Linked DNA regions of Homo sapiens: all the other regions are linked to region 1. The links are chromatin contacts, found by Hi-C or POLR2A ChIA-PET in ENCODE. All regions are on one chromosome and are shown on one strand. The core of a region is the stretch at or near the end of the contact, and the rest is flanking DNA. Distances in the headings are between cores, read along the strand shown.

Evidence for each region. Hi-C counts contacts between places; a loop is a spot of excess contacts on that map. ChIA-PET counts read pairs that join two places held with the same protein, here RNA polymerase II (POLR2A). Pooled maps may share reads with other maps.
Region 2: a loop to region 1 is called in a map of B cell, with 18 times the contacts of the local background. The contact joins the enhancer-like site here to the promoter of TMT1A in region 1. A Hi-C loop is called at or near these places in 1 of 168 maps with a recorded cell type or tissue (B cell), 11 of 37 single-sample maps with no recorded cell type and 5 of 50 pooled maps. POLR2A ChIA-PET finds 5 or more read pairs at or near these places in 1 of 52 experiments (A673).
Region 3: a pooled map shows a loop between it and region 1 (5-fold over the local background). The contact joins the promoter of SMAGP here to the promoter of TMT1A in region 1. A Hi-C loop is called at or near these places in 5 of 50 pooled maps. POLR2A ChIA-PET finds 5 or more read pairs at or near these places in 2 of 52 experiments (WTC11 and activated CD4-positive, alpha-beta T cell).
Region 4: a map of B cell shows a loop between it and region 1 (6-fold over the local background). The contact joins the promoter of POU6F1 here to the promoter of TMT1A in region 1. A Hi-C loop is called at or near these places in 3 of 168 maps with a recorded cell type or tissue (B cell, ascending aorta and gastrocnemius medialis) and 7 of 50 pooled maps. POLR2A ChIA-PET finds 5 or more read pairs at or near these places in 4 of 52 experiments (OCI-LY7, activated B cell, activated CD4-positive, alpha-beta T cell and 1 more).

Annotation. Positions count from the first base shown.
Region 1 is chr12:50,923,051-50,928,049 of GRCh38, forward strand. It overlaps TMT1A (thiol methyltransferase 1A), which reads left to right and starts at 1,965. Exons shown (of 2, transcript NM_014033.4): 1 at 1,965-2,486. The coding sequence starts at 1,989. RefSeq lists enhancers at 1,079-1,288, 2,302-2,845.
Region 2 is chr12:51,367,093-51,372,091 of GRCh38, forward strand. The region is part of intron 4 of GALNT6 (polypeptide N-acetylgalactosaminyltransferase 6); the gene reads right to left. Among named protein-coding and RNA genes, the nearest start is that of GALNT6, 22 kb to the right of the region's middle. RefSeq lists enhancers at 2,234-2,383, 4,222-4,788. Within about 2 kb of position 1,964, at least 7 of the 41 ENCODE cell types and tissues checked have a DNase peak (open chromatin) inside an H3K27ac peak, as active enhancers do.
Region 3 is chr12:51,267,360-51,272,358 of GRCh38, forward strand. It overlaps SMAGP (small cell adhesion glycoprotein), which reads right to left and starts at 3,056. Exons shown (of 4, transcript NM_001031628.2): 1 at 2,897-3,056; 2 at 1,886-1,957. The coding sequence starts at 1,919. RefSeq lists silencers at 2,325-2,994, 3,035-3,114 and an enhancer at 2,730-3,230.
Region 4 is chr12:51,215,226-51,220,224 of GRCh38, forward strand. It overlaps POU6F1 (POU class 6 homeobox 1), which reads right to left and starts at 2,837. Exons shown (of 11, transcript NM_001330422.2): 1 at 2,417-2,837. RefSeq lists silencers at 2,011-2,270, 2,501-2,660, 2,861-3,010 and an enhancer at 3,161-3,220.

The DNA of each region.
Region 1 (4,999 bases), core at 715-3,214:
ACAGACAGAAAACAGGCCACTGATTGCCTCAGGATTAGGAATGCAGAAGGGAGGATCACAATGGAGCAAGAGTAATCTTTTAGGGGTGATGGATATGTTCATTTATCTTGGCTGAAGTGATGGGTTCACAGGTATATAGATATGTCAAAACTTATCAAACTGTACACATTAAATATGTAAAGTTTATTATATGTCAATTCCACCTAAAAAAATCTGTTAAAAATGGAATAGATACAATATTTATAAAATACATGCAGGTTATAACAAATCATGAAACAACAGAACACTCCCTGTATCCATCACCCAGTTTTTTAAAGTAAATGTTTACTATTTTTAAAAAATTATTTTTTTCTGTGTTCCCTAGCCACCCTAAAGCTCAGGCCTTTTTCTTTTTCTTCTTTCTTTTTTTTTTTTTTTTTTTTAAAGAGATAGAGTCTCACTATGTTGCCCAGACAGGATTTGAATTCCTGGGCTCAAGGTATGCTTCTGTCTTAGCTCCTCAGTAGCTGAGACCATGGGCACCCACCACTGTGCCCAGATTCGGGCTTTCTTGTAAAAAGCGGATGGATGCTTGAAACTATTTTCTGAATCCCTTTGGCTCCCAAATGTGAATATTCTGGGAAATATTTTTATCCAAATTAGCTGAGTAATCGAGTAGTTAGGCACATTTTGAAGACTGAGGCTTGTCCTTTAAAAGAAGGGCAGCCCACAAACTGACTTCCTTGAGCCAAAAATTGTTTTAAAAGGGGAAGTACAGCCCAAAACAGTGATTTTAAAATATCAACAAAAAGAGTCAAATTCTGTAAAATATTTAAAGAGATTTATTCTGAGCCAAATATGAGTGACCATGTCCTGTGACACAGCCCTCGGGAAATCCTGAGAACATGTGCCCAAGGTGGTCAGGGTACAGCTTGGTTTTCTACATTTTAGGGAGACATGAGGCTTCAATCAAATACATTTAAGAAATACATTGGTTCAGTCCAGAAAGGCAGGACAACCCGACGCGAGGCAGGGAGCTTCCAGGTTATAGGTACGTTTTAAATTTTTCTGGTTGACAATTGGTTGAGTTTATCTAAAGACCTGGGATCAATAGAAAGGAAATGTCTGGGTTGCAATAAGAGTTGTGGAGACTGAAGTTTTATTATGCAGATGAAGCCTCCAAGTAGCAGGCTTCAGAGAGAATAGATTGTAAATGTACTTAAGGTCTGCGTTGATGTGAATGCCGGCTTGAGGTATAATGAGGCATATCTGACCCCCACTTCCCCTCATGGCCTGAAACAATCTCTCAAGTTAAATTTTAAAAGCGCCCTGGCCAAGGAGAAAGTCCATTCAGATGGTTAGAGGCCTTAGAACATTATTTTTGGTTTACAAAAACGTTGAGTTGTGAACACTGAGAGCCTCTGCCCAGAATGTAAAAGAGAGAATTCTTGCTGACTGTGGCCGGGCATGCATGTCCTTTCACTTCCTTTTTTTTTTTTTAAAAAAAAAAAAAAAAAAAAAAAAAACAGGGTTTGGGCGGGGGAAGTAAGGGGGATGTGTTATGATAAAGGGGCCTTGGCAGCACTCTTCTGGTGTGGTTTGACCAGGCTCCACCCACGAATTCTGTTTTCTTTTAGAGGTCACTGGAGAGCCCGGTGGGGTGTAAGTACACTGCGCTTATAAAACTCTAGCAGGAAGCTAGCAGCTGTCTCCAAACCCAGAGAAGGGGAAACAGGAATCGATTAGGAATAAAGGATTATAATCCACTTTCCTTCTGAGGAAAAGCTGGGAACCTTCTCATTTTGCCTTATGAAAACTAAGCTGAATCGACTGCTGCCAAACATCTATTAGGCAAAATTGGCCTCTTGCCCATGATTTGACTTTCCAGCACAGCCAGTTCTTTTTCTCCTCTGCAGCTGATTGGCTCTGGAGTGTGGCCAGAAGCCTCTCTCCTGCAATTAAAGGAGTCGGGTCTCTAACTGTTGATCTGTTTTTTTCCCTTCTGAGCAATGGAGCTTACCATCTTTATCCTGAGACTGGCCATTTACATCCTGACATTTCCCTTGTACCTGCTGAACTTTCTGGGCTTGTGGAGCTGGATATGCAAAAAATGGTTCCCCTACTTCTTGGTGAGGTTCACTGTGATATACAACGAACAGATGGCAAGCAAGAAGCGGGAGCTCTTCAGTAACCTGCAGGAGTTTGCGGGCCCCTCCGGGAAACTCTCCCTGCTGGAAGTGGGCTGTGGCACGGGGGCCAACTTCAAGTTCTACCCACCTGGGTGCAGGGTGACCTGTATTGACCCCAACCCCAACTTTGAGAAGTTTTTGATCAAGAGCATTGCAGAGAACCGACACCTGCAGTTTGAGCGCTTTGTGGTAGCTGCCGGGGAGAACATGCACCAGGTGGCTGATGGCTCTGTGGATGTGGTGGTCTGCACCCTGGTGCTGTGCTCTGTGAAGAACCAGGAGCGGATTCTCCGCGAGGTGTGCAGAGTGCTGAGACCGGTGAGTGAAAGGGTGTGAGGAGGACTAGTTAGTAGCAGCTATTATCATAGAGGGCAGGCCTGTCAATTTCAGGTGGCTGAAACATTTTAACATAAAAAGTAAACTACTAGAAAATACTGTAGAATTTTTTAAAATTTTAGCGTGGGAGAGAAGCTATAAAGAGAAAGATTGATAAATCTGAATATAAAAACTTAAAACTGCTATAAAGAAAAAACCTCCTGGCCGGGCACAGTGGTTCACGTCTGTAATCCCAGCATTTTGGGAGGCCAAGGCAGGCAGATCGCTTGAGGTCAGGAGTTCGAGACCAGACTGACCAATATGGTGAAACCCCATCTCTATTAAAAATACAAAAATTAGCCAGGCATGGTGGCAGGTGCCTGTAGGCAGGAGAATCGCTTGAACCTGGTGGGGCAGAGGTTAAAGTGAGCCAAGATTGCACCACAGCACTCCAGCCTAGGCAACAGAGTGAAACTCCATCTCAAAAAAAAAAAAAAAAAAAAAAAGAAAGAAAGAAAAAAAAGAATAAGAAAAAAAAACTCCCCAAAACAAAGTTAAACTACAAAACAAGCTTGGAAAAAATATTTGCCAGGGATGATAGACAAAGGGTTAACTTCCCTCATGTTAAAAGACATTACATGTCAATAAGATCAATATTTTTCAATAAGAAAAACAAAAGGGAAAATGGGCAAATAACAGGAACAGAAATGTAAACCAATTATAGGACAAAAGTGCTCAAACTTAAAGAGTTAATTAAAGGAGATACTAATTTTACCTATTATACTGTTAGGGACTTCTTTTAAGGTCAGTATAGGGTTGGGGTGGGTTTAGGGGACTGGACACCACCATACACATTAGAAGAGGTACCCTCTTTGGGTGGTATCTGATAATATCAAAATTTAAACCACACATACTCTTTTATCCACATGCAAAAACTTGTCCATACACAAGAATATTAAGTAGAATTTGTAATTGCACAAACTGGAAATAACTGAAATGTCTATCAATAGGATGCTATGTAAGTGAGTTGTCATATTGTATAAAGGAACACTGTGCAGCTGTCAGAAAGAACAAGAAGAGTTATCTGTGCTGATACTTAAAAATCCCCAAGGGATAATGTTTAATGAAAACAAAAAGCAATCAAGCCACAGAATGTTAGGTAGAGCGTAGGCCCACCACATGCCCATTGTGTGAGGCAGGGAGAGGAGATACATATATGTGTATAAGTTAATGGGAATGACAGACAAGTAACTATTAACAGTGGTTGCCTTTGGGGAATGGGATTGGATTCAGGGAAAGAATTACTTTTCATTTTAAACCTTTCCGTAAAGTCTGTAATTCTTTATACCTGTATGTAGTTTTCACATATTACCCTTATTATTTTTAGCTAGTTTAAAATCGTTTTATATTCTGAACAAAGTTGAAGATATGGATATCTTAACATTTGAATTTACTCTTCTGGGGGAAAGGCATGTTTTGTAATCCCCAGTTTTCATTTTTTGTTGAGACAGGGTTTCCCTCTGTCACCCAGGCTGGAGTGCAGTGGCATGATCACAGCTCACTGCAGCCTTGACCTGCTGGACTCAAGCAATCTTTCCGTCTCAGCCTCCCCACCCTCCCAGCAGCTGGGACTACAGGCATGCACCACCACACCCAGCTAGTTTTTGTATTTTTGTAGAGATGAGGTTTCGCCATGTTGCCCAGGCTGGTCTCAAACTCCTGGGCTCAAGTGGTCTGCCCACTTTGGCCTCTCAAAGTGTTGGGATTACAGGTGTGAGCCACCATGCCCAACCATCAGTTTTATTTTCTAATAGAGGAAGTTCCTCAGGAAGAAAAGAACTTGGAGATAGGGTTTAGGGAAAATCATACAATCCTGTCTTGGCTCAATATCAGAGTAGTAAATAAAAAAGGACTGATTCTTATACCCAAATGCTGGGTTCTTATATGCTAAGACTGGGCACCAACTGGCACATTAGTAGATGTTTTGCTTACAGTGTTACTAATCTCCCAACACCGCTGCAAGGCAGGTAATTATTATCTCAGTTTTCCAGTGCCAAAAATCAATTGAACTCTTAAAGTTATCACATTCGTGATAGTCTTCCTTAGCTCCTGCCAAGCACCCACTCTCTGCTGGATATAACAAGGGAACTTTATTACATTTTCATTTAACCCTGTCAACAGTCCTCTAAAGTACATATCTTCATGTTAGGACAAAGAAACAGACTCAGAGAGATTAAGGAATTTGCCCAAAGTTACACAGCTAGTAGACATGGCTCTCTTTAATGCAAATGCAAATATTCCTTTTTTTTGAAACAGAGTCTTGCTCTGTCGCCCAGGCTGGTGTACAGTGGCATGATCTTGGCTAACTGCAGCCTCCACCTCCCAGGTTCAGTGACTCTCCTTGCCTCAGCCTCCCGAGTAGCTGGGTTTACAGGCACATGCTACCACGCCTGGCTAACTTTTATATTTTTAGTAGGGATGGGGTTTCACCATGTTGGCCGGGCTGGTGTCCAACT
Region 2 (4,999 bases), core at 714-3,213, 440 kb after region 1:
GTCTCTACTGAAAATACAAAATTAGCTGGGCACGCATGCTTGTAATCCCAGCTACTCGGGAGGCTGAGGCAGGTGAATCGTTTGAACTTGGGAGGCAGAGGTTGCAGTGAGCCGAGATTGCACCATTGCACTCCAGCCTGGGCAACAAGAGCGAAACTCCGTCTCAAAAAAACCAAAAACAAACAAACAAAAATTAGCCAGGTGTGGTGGCGCACACCTGTAAACCCAGCTACTCGGGAGGCTGAGGCAGGAGAACTGCTTGAACCCAGGAGGTGGAGGTTGCAGTGAGCTGAGATCATGCCACTGCACTCCAACCTGAGTGACATAGCAAGACTTGTCTCAAAACAAAAAACAAACGAAGAATAGCTCTATTCTGAAGCAGTCCATCTTGAAACATACCGAATTCCAAACCTTACTATGTTTTACTAACTGCCATTTTGGTTTATCTCTGCCACGGTTCTGTTCTGTGCAGAATGGAGTTGCCTGCAGTTTCAGATGTGGGGGACAGATGTGACAATTGTGTGTCCTTTTCCTTTTGGACTGTGGGATCAGCCCAGAGCTTGGGCCTTGCTCTGAATGCAGCATTCTACAAACGGCAGGTCCTGAAATTAAGCAGCTTAGGGGGTTGCATGCAATTGATCTCCCACAAATGCACGCACACAATAACCCAGCACTGAGCTGGAGTGTGTGCCGGTGTGGGTGAGGTAGGTGTCTTCATGGTGACTTCTTTATTTAATCTTCTCTATGATAGTTAACAACTCTATGAAACAGGGAGTATTGTCCCCAGTGTTTATAGATGGGGAAAGTAAGACTCAAAGTGACTAGCCCAGGGTGGCAGAAGCACAAAGGGCAGCAGCAGGATCCTAGCCAGTCTGCATGTGAGGACTCCCCACCTTCTCCCTCCAGGGGAAGTGAGGCCATGGAATTTTTTTTTTTTTTAATTTTTTAATTCTGGAGCAGATTAAGATCAGAAGGCCAAGGACTTAATGCACCTGAGTTTCAAGGTGGTCTCTTGACCACCAGTGAGGCCACGGACTTTTTTTTTTAAATTTTTTTATTCTGGAGCAGATTAAGATGAGAAGGCCAAGGACTTAATGCACCCGAGTTTCAAGGTGGTCTCTGCTTCCTCTCGCAGTCACCCAAGGCCTTGCCATTTCCCTGTGTGTGAGATCCCGGGAGGGAAAGGGAGAGAAAGGGGTTTGTTGAAGCTGTTCTTTAGTCACTGTCCTGGAGAGTGGCGCCTAGGAGAAGGAAAGTCTCTATAATTTGGAATTTCAGCTTTTTCCTTCTTTTTTTTTCCATGTTTTTTTTTTTTTTCTTCTTTTTTTTGGAGACAGAGTCTTACTCTGTCGCCCAGGCTGGAGTGCAGTGGTGCAATCTCGACTCACCACAACCTCCACCTCCTGGGTTCAAGCAATTATCCTGCTTCAGCCTCCCAAGTAGCTGAGATTATTGGCACCTGCCACCACGCCCCGCTAATTTTTTGTATTTTTTGTGAAGATGGGGCTTCACCATGTTGGCCAGGCTGGTCTCGAATTCCTGACCTCAAGTGATCTGCCCGCCTCGGCCTCCCAAAGAGTTGGAATTACAGGCGTGAGCCACTACGCCCCGCCCACTTTTTCCTTCTTCAATCCTACTGGACAGACAGGTGAGGTGATTATGACATGGCGCTCATTTATGAATGGATTCTTCAGGCAGTCATCTGAGGAGGGGGCTGTATCTTACTTAACTCCAGGAATGAGGCCTCTTATCTCTGGGGGCCAGGACCTCAGGAATCAAAATCAGCCTCATGCAGCAGCCTCAGCCCAGCACTCACTCCACAAATGTCTGTCAATGTGCTGCCAGGTGCCAGATGCTGTTCTGGGAAGGGAGGGGCCTGGTCTGGGTCCTGCCCTTTGAGACTCATAGTGCACCTGCAGCCCCGGGTGCTGGCCCTGACAGGAAGGAGGGAGGAAGCCCAGGCTCCTCAGCATGGCTGCTGTGTTTCCCCGAGAGCTTGCCCAGCTCTGCGCACAGGAAGTTCACGGTAGTGGAGATAACCCACGGACAAAACATCATAGGAAGTGGGTTTTGTGGTGAGAGACAGTGAAGCACTGAGCTGTGAACCTCAGGGGGGGCCCCGAGCACTACAAAGCCCTTCTCCCACGCCTTCCTTCCAGTCTGGTGAGGCCAGACCCAGGGATTCTCAGCCTGAGAGGCTTCCAGCCTCTGGCCTCAAGCCCTTCTGGGGAGACAACTCCCCTAAGCAATGCCCCTCGTGATACTCCACCTGTTCCACCCCCAGACCTACTGGACAGACCCAGAACTGAGGAGACTGGAGCTGAGCATAGCTGTACCGGTGAGCCCAGCCACACACTCATGTCCCCGCCGTGACAGCCTTCCAACTTAGGTTCAACACCCCACCACCCCAACCAGCTTCACTCCTCACAACTCAAGTCCACAAGACCCCTGGGATGCCAACACAGACACCGCACTCAGTTCCATGATCTGAAGTATCATGCAGATGGCTCCCAGGGATTCCTTCCTGACCTTGCCATCTTCACTTGGATGTGGAACAAAATGGAAAATTCAACATATGCCCAAAACAGGCTCTGAATTTCCCCTGCAAATCTGCCCCCCAGTCTCCCTCACGTCAGTACACGGTGCCAGCATCCCTCCAGCTGCTCTAACCTGGAAGTCATGCTAGAATCCCCCCTGCTGTCCCCTTCCACAATCAGCACATCTGCAGGTACTGCCAGCTCTCTCTCTCATCCCCACAGTCACTGCTTTTCTGCCTTCTATACCACTCTCCTCAATCTATTCTTGACACGGCAGCTACTGTGAGAAGTAAAATTCTCTCTAAAAATCATAAATCAGATCATGTCACTACAGCGGCTTCAAATTGTATTTAAAAACAAATCCATGGTGTTTCCTTATGGAAAGGTATGATGGTTCCTTAAAAAAAACTAAAGACAGAATTACCATATGATCCAGCAATTCCACTTTTGGGCATATACCCTGAAGAGCTGAAAGCAGAGACTTGGATATTTGCACACCAATGTTCACAGCAGCATTAGTCACGATAGCCAAAGGCAGAAACAGCCTCAGTGTCCATCAGCGAATGAACGGACAAACAAAATGTGGTGTATACATACAATAGAATAGTATTCAGCCTTAAAAAGTAAATTCTGGGCCGGGTTTGGTGGCTCACGCCTGTAATCTCAGCACTTTGGGAGGCCAAGGTGGGTGGATCACCTGAGGTCAGGAGTTCGAGACCAGCCTGACCAACACGGAGAAACCCTGTCTCTACTAAAAATTCAGAATTAGCCAGCACGTGCCTGTAATCCCAACTACTCGGGAGGCCGAGGCAGGAGAATCACTTGAACCCAGGAGGTGGAGGTTGCGGTGAGCCAAGATTGCGCCAATGGGCAACAAGAACGAACTCCATCTCAAAAAAAATAAAGTAAATTCTGACAAATGTTACAACATGGATGAATCTTGAAGGCATTATGCTAAGTGAAATAAGCCAGTCACAAAAGGACAAATACTGTATGATTCCACTTATGATAATCAAATTCATAGAGACAGAAAGTAGAAGGGTGGTTGCCAGGGGTTGTGGGGAGGACAGCGTGGAGAATTCATGTTTAATAGGTACAGAATTTCAGTTTGGGATGACAAAAAATAAGTTATTGGCTGGTTGTGGTGACTCACGCATGTAATCCTAGCACTTTGGGAGGCTGGGAGTTCCAGACCAGCCTGGTCAACATGGTGAGACCCCATCTTATTAAAAAAGGGAAAAAAAAAAGTTCCGGAGATGGTTGCACAATAATGTGAATGCATTTAAAATCAATAAACTGTGGACTGAAACCGTGAAGATGATACGTTTTATGTCGTGCCTTTTACTACATACACACATGAAAAATCCAAACACTGTCGGTGGCTTACGGAGGTCTCACAATTTGGTCCCGCTAGCCTTTTAAAAAATTATTATTATTATTATTATTATTATTATTATTATTATTATTATTTGAGATGGAGTTTTGCTCTTGTCGCCCAGGCTGGAGTGCAATGGTGTGATCTCAGCTCACTGCAACCTCCGCCTCCGGGGTTCAAGCAATTCTTCTGCCTCAGCCTCCTGAGTAGCTGGGATTACAGGTGCCCACCACCATGCCTGGCTAATTTTTGTATTTTTAGTAGAGACGGGGTTTCTCCATGTTGGCCAGGCTGGTCCCAAACTCCTGACCTCAAGGGTTCTCTTGCCTCGGCCTCTCAAAGTGCTGGAATTAACAGGCATGAGCCATGGGCCCGGCTCCTTACACCCACTCCACCAGCACTCTTTCTGCTCCCTGGCTTACTTTGTTTAAGCCACACTGTCTTCTTTCTGCCTCATTAACAAGTCAAGCCTCAGGCCTCTGTGTTGGCTGCTCCCTTTGCAGGGAGTACTAAGAGTAGTCTTTCCTGGCTACTCCGGTGAAAAGAGCTCCCTAATTACTCACTCACTAACCCATTGCCCTGCATTCTTCTTTTTTTTCCCTCTAATTTAGTTAAGCTGGTGGAGTGTGCCAGACAGGGAGGGAACCCTGGCTGCTGACCTAGCCACTCAGGAATGAGGTCTGTGCCCTGGTTCTGACTCAGAGGTGGGGAAGAAAAAGCTCCCCAGCTCAGCACGCGGTCTCCTCCCCCATGGTATCAAATGCCCTTAGACTCACTCTCATAGGGCTACTACTGGGTGCCTGGAGTGGAGGTCAGAGAGCAGGGACATTGTATTTCGGCAGAGACACAGTCCTGTTTGTGTGTGTGTGTAATGAGAGCTGGTTAATCTGATCAAACAGTCAAACGTGTGGGAAATTTTATCCCACTGTGGACGGCAGAGATTTCTGACCATGGATCTGAGGGTTTTTTCCTCCTTTCCTCACTGAACTGAATGTTGCTTAAAGTATCTCTAGCGTCTGAAAGCCCTCTGGGTAGGGTTGTTTATCATAGGGTCCACAAATTCCCTGGAATTAAATGCAAAAATGTG
Region 3 (4,999 bases), core at 1,806-4,305, 350 kb after region 1:
CTAAGATACCTGCTGCGCCCCTTTGCCTGTATGAACCTTGTCCGTCTTTCAAGGGCAAGACTCAGATCCCCTTCCTCACCCACCCATGAAGCCTTTGCTGACCTATTCCCCCCCCCCACTCCGTGTCCCCCTAACTCTTTTTTTTTTTTTTTAAGACAGGGTCTTGCTCTGTCACCTAGGCCGGAGTGCAGTGGCATGATCTCGGCTCATTGCAACCTCCATCTCCTGGGCTCAAGGGATCCTCCCACCTAAGCCTTTGGAGTAGCTGGAACCACAGGTGTCTACCACCAAGCCCGGCTAATTTTTAAATTTTTTTGTAGAGATGGGGTTTCGCCATGTTGCCCAGGCTGATCTCGAACTCCTGAGCTCAGTCTGCCTGCCTCAACCTCCCAGAGTGCTGGAATTACAGGCGTGAGCCACCATACCTGGCCATTTCTCTCTTTTATCTCTTCTCACCAGACAACTAAAAGTCTGAATTGTGTGCATTACCAGTCACAGAGGACACTGTCTTAGACTTCCACTGGTGGTGTCACTCACCTGTTTCCACATCAGTAAAAGCAGAGAATGCCTGTCCTAATGACAAATGTGACTGTGTATAGGAAGACAAAGGTGTATAGACCAACCAAGGGTTTGTTCCTCTCTCTCCCTAACTAGCACATGCTGAAAACAGTCAATAAATAACTGATAGTTTGTCCGGCCCAGCCTGATGATGAACTAAAAGGTGGGCATCCATTCTCAGAGTGCTGAGCAGTAGTGCCCGGCCTCCGCACACCTTCAGGGAACAATGGGGTTTTGATGCTGGGTCTGTATCACCAGAGGAGTGGAATGAGAAAGCCAGCAAAATCACTTTCAAGGGAAAGATGGGTTTCTAACAAGTACTCAGTGCTAATAACCAACGTGACTGAGTGCTTACGAGATACTACACACTCTTCTAGGTGTTTTATATGGGTTGTCTCATTTAATCTTCATAAATCATAAGATAGGTACTATTTTCCCTATTTTGTGAATGATGAAACCGGAGCTTAGAGGTTAGCAATACTATCTTTAGCAGGTTTTTAAAAAATGATTTCCCTGTTATCTTTGAAGATTCCTTTTCCACATTTAATTACAAGGGTTTCTGCTACATTCTTTGCCATAGCTATAAATTATTAGACAGATGAATGTAAAGCCCTTCCTTTAGGCTTATACAATAATCTTCCTTCCTTCCTTCCTTCCTTCCTTTCCTTTCCTCCCTCCCTTCCTATTTTTTGAGACCGGTCTCACTTTGTTGCCCAGGCTGGAGTGCAATGGCACGATCTCGGCTCACCTGTGCTTCCCAGGTTCAAGCGATTCCCATGCCTCAGCCTCCTGAGTAGTTGGGATTACAGGCGTGCACCACCACGCCTGGCTAATTTTTTTGTATTTTTAGTAGAGATGGAGTTTCACCATGTTGGCCAGGCTGGTCTCAAACTCCTGACCTCAGATGATCCGCCCACCTCGACCTCCCAAACTGCTGGCATTACAAGCATGAGCCACCACGCCCGGCCTCTTTCTTTCTTTTGAATTAGCAATGGGGTCTCACTATGTTCCCCAGGCAGGTCTCAAACACCTAGCCTCAAGAGATCCTCCTGTCTCAGTCTCCCAAAGTCCTGGGATTACCGACATAAAATTATTTGATAAACCGAGGTTACAAAGATTTGTGAAGTCACCATGTCCATGTGACTTCAGATTAAAACCGTACTAAGGGGCACACTCTAGTTCCTGCTTCCTCCCAGGCCCTTCCTGTGTGAGGCAGGCAGAGAGAGGTGGGAGTCTTCCCACCTGGGCTGAGGCTTCCAGGACTGGTCTGGGGAAGGGGATGTTGAACAATTCTTTCTCACTGGGATTAGGAAAGGCCTTCACCTACCTCTTGGAGAAGGAGTAGTCAGGAGGCTGGTCATTGTCACTAGTGGTTGAGTTTCTTGGAGAAGAGGCAGATCTGTAGGAAGAGGGGCAAAGACAGGAATGTAGCGGGTGGGCCCCTATGGCTTTGAGTCCTGGAAGTCCCAGGAAAGCCTCTGGTGCCAGGTTCTCCCAAGTCCCTTCCCCTTTTTCTCTTGTCCTCTTCTGGTTTCCCTGAATATCTCCTCAGGCTCCAGGTACCAACAGCTCTCCACAGGAGCAGGTCTGAGGCCGCATGCAGTTTGACGGGGTGTTACCTTCATACGCTCTCTCCAGGTCCTTTCAATGGGCCACCAAATTTACTTAGATCTCTCAAGGCCTGAGAAAGTCAGGCAAAGGTTCGCAAATCAGCAGCGAACCCAGTTTCGCCAAAGCGCGGTAACAGGTACCCTAGGGTTCCACAGCTAGGAGTTCTGGTGACGCCATCCACCAGGTGTCAGGAGAGGGCCGGGAAGGTCAGGACCCGCGCCCAGGCTCCAGAGCGGAGTGGGCGCAGCGCAGTAGCCGGGCCGGGACCGGGAGGCGACGGCCGTGGGCCGCCTTCTGGCTCGCCTCGGACGCTGGGACGCCGGACTGGCCGCCCCCTCCGGGCCTGCTTTCGCCGTCCAGGGCGCGGTCCGCGCACAGCCTGCCAAGCCTCACTGGGCCCCAGCCCGCGCCCCGCGCCCCGGAGATCCTCGACGCCCCTGCGAACGCGGGGTGGACGCGACGGGCTGGGTTGGTCCTCGCCCCGCGGCCCCGCCCCCGTCCCCGCCCCCGCCCCGAGCCCCCCGCGTTACCAGCACCCCGCGGAGCGCGCTGCGCTGGGGGCGGCCGGTGCGTCGGGGAGCGGCGTTCCCAGCCGCCGCGACCCTCTGCCCCAGCGGAGCGCTGAGCTTCGGCCGCTCCGGGTTTCGGTTCCTGCCACGGCCGAGGTGGCTGCGGCGAATGTGGGCGACCCGGCTCTCCGGCGCCCCCGCCCTTCCCTCGTGCTCACCTTTCCAGTCGGACGGGCTGCTGGTGAAGGGCCGGCGCCGCTCCGCGCGTCCTTTTGAACTCAACGGGGGCGGGCACCGCGGAGTCGCGGAGGCCAGCAGAGGCCGAACGAGGACCCCGAGCGGAGGAAGCCGCGGGTGGCGCGCGGGGTTGGCGCAGAGGCCGGAGGGGGTGGGGGGCAGGCCGACGGGGTGGGACAGGAAAAGCGGAGAGAAACCGCCCTCTGCAGGTCCCCTTGGCTCCCCCGGGAGGAAAGGCAGCCTGCCCTTCTCCGATTGTCACTTTACTCTCCATCCGGAGCCGCTTCCTTTCTCGCCGCGAGGCTCGGGGTTGGGGGGGGACCAGATTGGAGCCGCGGGCTAACTGGGATCCGTCCCATTTCCCTGGGCTTGACGTTCTCTGAATTTTTAGCTAATGTGGAAAGTTACATTTATTTGCATTTGTTTATCGCTTGCTCACATAGGTCTGTGTCCTGAAGCTTGGCAGATGAGCGAACTTAGCCAGCACACCCCCGGCCGTGAAGCAGGGAGGTGAAGCGGGGAGAGCAACGAGCCCCACCCGGGTCTTGCCAGCTGGACGTTCTTGTGGGGCAGCGTTGAGCAGCGGTTAGGAGTGCCGTGGACTTTGGATTCAAACAGCCCCAGCTCTTCTGCTTGCTAGCTGGGTGACTTTGGGCAAATTAACATCTCGAAAATCTGTTTCCTCATTCCTAAAATGCGGGTCTGAAAGTGATCATGCCTGTAAAGCCATCTCATATCCATGGTTCTAGAAGCATGGTGAGCACCTCAATTTGAATAATCAGTGCCATGCTTTAGCTACCTCTTGACTCACTCGTTTGTGGCAGGAAATGTTCCCAAATTAATCAGAAGAATTCAGTGACTAAGAGGATGTAATAGTATATAGCGCAGGCACTGGAATCAGCTCTGCTGTGTGATCTTGGACAAGCTGCTTCTGTTCCGTTTCTCTTATCTGGGGCAATACCTGTCTGAATAGAGTGACTGTTGGGACGAAATAGGTTAGTAAATATGTACTGTAAGGCATTAGAACCTTGCCTGGCACATAGTAAGTGCTCAATAAACGCTAGGTCTTGTTACCTTGGCTTCCCGTTTAGGATTGGAACCCTTGTGATTATTCTTTCCCTCCCAGTGATAGACTTCTGTGCTTACTTCGCACTCCTAGGCGTTCTGTAGGTTTGTAAACCAGTATTTATACAGAAATACTTTCTGTAGAAAGACAGGCATCATCAGATTGTGCATGTTAATCCGGGAACAGACCGAAAGGGAAGGTCTCAGAGGAGAGAGGCATAAAGGGAGAAAACAAAACAAAGTCACAAGCAAAGCAAGAGTAGTTGCTTTTATTCCTAAAGTGTTCATTATAAAAGAAACCAGAGGGCAGGGCACTGTGGCTCCCAGCACTTTGGGAGGCGGGTGGATCACTTGAGGTCAGTAGTTTGAGACCAGTCTGGCCAACAAGGTGAAACCCTGTCTCTACTAAAAATACAAAATCCGCTGGGCGTGGTGGCACACACCTGTAATCCCTGCTACTCTGGAGGCTGAGGCACGAGAATTGCTTGAACCTGGGAGGCAGAGGTTGCAGTGAGGCGAGATCACACCATTGCACTCCAGCCTGGGCAACAACAGCAAAACTCCGTCTCAAAAGAAAAAAACAAACACAAATACAGGAGGAAAACAAACAATAAAAAAGTGATGAAATTCATTTTATATAAATATATTGTGAGAAATATATGTAAATATGTGCATGGGAAAATGCCAATCCAACCAAGAAAGGCAAAGAAAGTGATATGCCAGCTATGCATATGTAACTTAATAAAAGAAAGGTGAGCCTGGCTTGTCCTTAGATAAGAGAATATCCAAGAGAAAAGGAAATTAAAATCCTAGAGGGCTAAATCCAAAGGAGGACAATTGCTGGCATTGACATACTTCTAGCTGTCCACCTTGATCATGAATTCCAGGAGAAGTTCAGATCGTTCTTGGACCTGGGTCTGTCTCTTTCACATTTTCTATTATGTGTTGAAGATTGTTTAGAACTATAGACTCAGCCAGGCGCGGTGGCTCACACTTGTAATCCCAGCACTTTGGGAGGC
Region 4 (4,999 bases), core at 1,587-4,086, 290 kb after region 1:
TTTCCAGTACTGGGGCTACTTAAAAATGATTTCAAAGACGTGGTACAGGCCGGGTGTGGTGGTTCACGTCTGTAATCCTAGCACTTTGGGAGGCCGAGGCGGGCGGATTACTTGAGGTCAGAAGTTCAAGACCAGCTTGGCCAACATGGTGAAACCCCGTCTCTACTGAAAATACAAAAATTAGCCAGGCATGGTGGTGTGCGCCTATAGTTCCAGCTAGTTGGGAGGCCGAGGTGGGAGAATTGCTTGAACCCGGGAGGTGGAGGTTGCAGTGAGACCAAGATCGCGCCACTGCACTCCAGACTGAGCGACAGAGTGAAACCCTGTCTCAAAAAAAAAAAAAAAAAAAAAAGAGAGATTTCCAAGGTGTAGTATTGGGTTCTGGAGAACCCAGACCACACTGGCCCCTTCCTAAAGCGCCCGTCTAATTTCTCATTCCAAGCCTTCCTCCTGTGGCCAGTTTCTCCTGCATCCCACTCTCTCTTCTGCCTCATGAACCCTCATTTTGACATGAGGGGTCAAAGGCAGGTTTAAAGGCAGAAGACCCAGCTTGAGTACTGCTTCTACTAGAGGTAATCCCTATAAGCCTCCGTTTCCTTATCCAAAATGGAACCAAATTATAGTAACCACCTCATGGGTTATTGTGAGGATTAAATTGATAATATTTATGGAAGGCACTTAAAACAGGGCCTAGCATGAAGCAAACACTATATATATGTTTGTTATTATCATTGCTATTATTTTGAACTGAAGTAAAGCATGCATATAAAAATGTTTTAAATTATAAAGCATTTTAAAAATGTAAAAGATGGCCAGGCACGGTGGCTCACGCCTGTAATCCCAGCACTTTGGGAGGCCAAGACGGTTGGATTGCCTGAGCTAAGGAGTTCGAGACCAGCCTGGGCAACACGGTGAAACCCCATCTCTACTAAGATACAAAAAAATCAGCTAGACTCTGTCTCAAAAAAAAGAAAATGTAAAAGATTACTCTGATAATTTTATGGTGAGTAAATCTTGGGGACAAGAATATGAGCTTATCCCAAGTTCCTTCAAAATGCAGAAAAACCTTACAGGAGCAAATTTTTTCTGAGTCACTTTTCTTAACTGCCAGCTAGTACTTCCAGGAACAAAACAGAATAAATGGCTACATACACACACACTGACACACAATCACTCTATGGTATTACCTTGTTAGTTTTAATGTTTAGCATCTACTTGTCCACCCCCAGAATAAAAACTCCATGATAGAAGTTTTGTCTGAATTGTTCAGAGCATGGCACTGAGTGGGTATTTTTGTTGAACTAATGAAGAAATGAAGTTCTACAGCAGATAAGCGGAGTACCAGGTCACAGAAGTATCACTTTGAGGACCAGGACTTGAATGAAAATGGAATATATGGAATTATTCCTCAGAAGGCCTCTGCCAGTCAATGGTGGCTGCCTTAGATTGCTAAATAAGGGGCATGGGACACATGTATATGAACAATTGAAGACCAGCCCTCTACTTTTGGAACAAGGAATTTGGGAAGGGCAGATGAGGTTAAAAATCTCTGCAAAGAGCCTCTTTTCTTTGGCCCAGGAATGCTTCCCGAACTCTTCTGATTTCCCCCTGCCCAGCCGCAGAGGCTATTCTGTGAAGGTTTTAGGCTTCCAGTCGGGCTGAGTGGGGTATTCTGCCGCGAAAGTGGAGGTTAGAGGGTATGCTGGGAGCTCCCTTGGCCTTGCCAGGTGAGCCTGCCCAGGGAGCCTGCATCGGGCCCATTATTATGACTATTTATTAATAATAATATCGATATTAAATATTTATGAAGTGCTCATGCTCTGCTAGAAGGTGGCCCTCCCATCACTGACCCACCCTTCCAGCAACGCCTGGGTCCCTACCCCCGGGTCCCACCGGTCGTCCCGGAGTTTGTTCATTCGGGAGAACCGTGACAGGTCACCCTGGCCGCCCCAGCTGGCCCTAACCGCCGGGAACCCAGGCGTCCGTGTTCTCCAGAGAGGCAAGGATCCGCTTCTGGTCGCCACTGGTTCTGTGTACAGAGCGTCCCCTGTGGTCCGCACCCCACAAGGGCTCCAGGGGCAGAAACGGGGAGGGGCCAGGTCGGGGTTCCCCACCGGGTCCACCTGGCGGCCGCCCCCTCCGCTCCAGGTCCAGAGCGGCCCGCGGGCGGGCGAGGGCGCGGCCCCCGGGTGTCTAGCCCCAGCTGGGCAACCGCGCGCTGTCCCGCTCCCGCAGCTCCCCGCCGCCCCGGCCCAGCATCCCGCCGCCCCGGCCCCGCGGCTTTTTTTCTCTTTATCATAAATATATAAATTATGCTAATTACGGGCATTGCATATTAACCAAACCCGAAACCTCCCCTGCCCGGCCCCCTCCCCCTCCGTGCAAACCCCTCCCCGCCCCGGACCCCGCTACTTACCGGAGCCCGAGCCCGAGCCGCCTTCGCCGCGGGTGTCTGGCGGCCACCGATTAGAGATTCATCTCACAGCCCGGGCCAGGGGGCCGGGGCCGGGGCCGGGGCCACGGCGGCCGCCGCCCGCAGACAAAGAAGCCAGTGCGGCTTGGCTGGGCTCGGCTCGGCCCGGGAGCTGGTCGGGACCCGCCGCCGCCCCCAGGCCCCCAGCCTGGGCTGGGCAGAGCCGAAGGGGGCTCCGCAGGCTAAGCCGGGCGGAGAGGGGACGGCCGGGAAGCGGGAAGGGGAAGCCGGGTGGGGGGGCGGTCAGGTATATATTTTTCTTCGTTCCCCCTTCCACGACCCCCCCCTTTTCCCTCCCCCCCTTTTTTCCCTCCTTCTGCTACTTGGATTTTTTTAGCTGCTGCGTCATGAGCATAATTTATGCAAAGAGCTTTGCCGCATGCTGCACCGCCCGCGCCAGCCGCCGGGGGCGGCGGGCTGGGAGGGCGGTCAGGGAAGGGAGGGGAGCACGGGAGCCAGGAGCGAGGGGTGGGGGTGGGGAGGGGACCCTCTGGCCCTGGCCGAGCGGGAGGTCCCGGAGGCTCTCTCCCGGGACAGGGATGGACGGTCAGTGGGTCTGGTTACTCAGCCCCTCCGAGGTGCCGCGGAGGTGGTTTCATTTCGGAAGGTGCCAGAGTAGGAGCTGGAGTCCGGACCCTCCATGCCACATGGCCTTCAGCTGAGGGTTGGGGCGGTGACTCCCGGCCACCGCCTTTCCTCTAGGTAGTCAACTGTCCTCAATGTTGAAAGTCAAGTTTATGTCTATCCCTCCCTCCCTAGAAAGGCGGGGGAACTCAGACATCGCTCAGCCAACGTGGAGAACCTCTGAACAGCTGTGCCCCAGCGCCAAAGCAGCGAAGGGTCCCAGGTCTCTCACCCGGTGGCGGCCGTGGGCTGTGTTGTCTAAAAGCAGATTTCCGGCCTTCTTGTCCAAGTAGACAAGGAAATGTGAACAGAAAGACAAAGTTCAGTGGAATGGTGAAAAACCTCTAGCAGCTTCTTAAGGTAGAGAGGGGACCAGAAAAGGGGTGGATGTGGGTGGCTGAGGGAAAGCAGATTGGAGAAGTGGTGGACAACTGAAAGAGGAAAAAGTTGGAAGACCAAAGTGGAAGCGTGGGAATGGAGAGAAGAACTGGGAAGGAAGGAGGCTCTGTAAATCCAGTGAATGTGGATCCCAATACTGAGGCCACCTGCTGTCATCCTAGGCTGTTCCCCCTCCCACCCTCTCCCGATATTTGGTGGTCTGAGGATAGCTAGAGGTAGATGGGTTAGAGGCAGTGTGAGAATGCAGTTGGAGGCCTCAGTCCTCCCCGGGACTGCTCCGTAAGGCCTCGTGGTGGAAGGGCATTGAATGGCCCGGCCTCGTCGTTAACCTGGCCAGTGGACTAGGCTGTTATCAGCTTGCTGTTTCCATCTGGAAGTGAGCAGGTACTGCTGGCGGCGGATTTATGAGTAACCAATGTATTAGGAGTCAGAATACTTAGGTTTTAGTCCCAACTCTTCCACTAGCCGTCCAGGCAAGTAATTTAACTTCTTCATTACTTATAAAACAAGGATAATATTTATAATGACATTTATAATGACTACTTCATAGGGTTAAGTTTGTGAGCCTGTATGTGAAAAAACTGAAAGCTGCAAGCTCTATACAACTGTAAGGTGTCATTCCTTGTACAATAGTTTGAACTCGTTTTAATGGCCCTGTGAAACTCTACTGCGTGGCTTGATATTACAGTTCTTGGGGTTTTTGTTTGGCCGGTAGTCCCTGTAGTTTCTCTCCCTGGACTGTGAATTCTTTGAGAGCACTGGTTGTGACTTACTCATGTTTGTATTTCCCACTACTCTTTATGTGAAGGAGGGGCTCAGTATTGCTGCTGAACTTTGTCACATGAAGGTTGAAACTTTTCATTTATGTCACTTGGTTTGGTGCTACACATAGATCAAAGGCTTTGGATAGCATGGATATCAGCGACAGTTTGAAGAAAGAAATATGGATGTGATCAGAGGAGTTCAGGGAGACATACATAAAAATGTTAATCACGGTTTTCTTTATGTTGTATACACTTCTGCATTGCTTAAATATTTGATGAGCATATATTACTTTTTGTTTCTGTGTTTATTGGGGCATAACATGTACACAGTATGTGTATACCTTGATAAATTTTTACATGTATATACATATGTACGTGTATGTATGTGTGTATACATATGTACGTGTATGTATGTGTGTATACATATGTACGTGTATGTATGTGTGTGTATACATATGTACGTGTATGTGTGTGTATACATATGTACGTGTATGTGTGTATACATATGTACGTGTATATGTGTGTATACATATGTACGTGTATATGTGTGTATACATATGTACGTGTATATGTGTGTGTACATATGTACGTGTATGTGTGTGTATACATATGTACGTGTGTGTGTATACATATATACACGTGTATAGATACGTGTATACATATATACATGTCTATATATACATGTATATACTCACACACATATATATATCCATGTAATCCCCACCCAAAACAAGATATA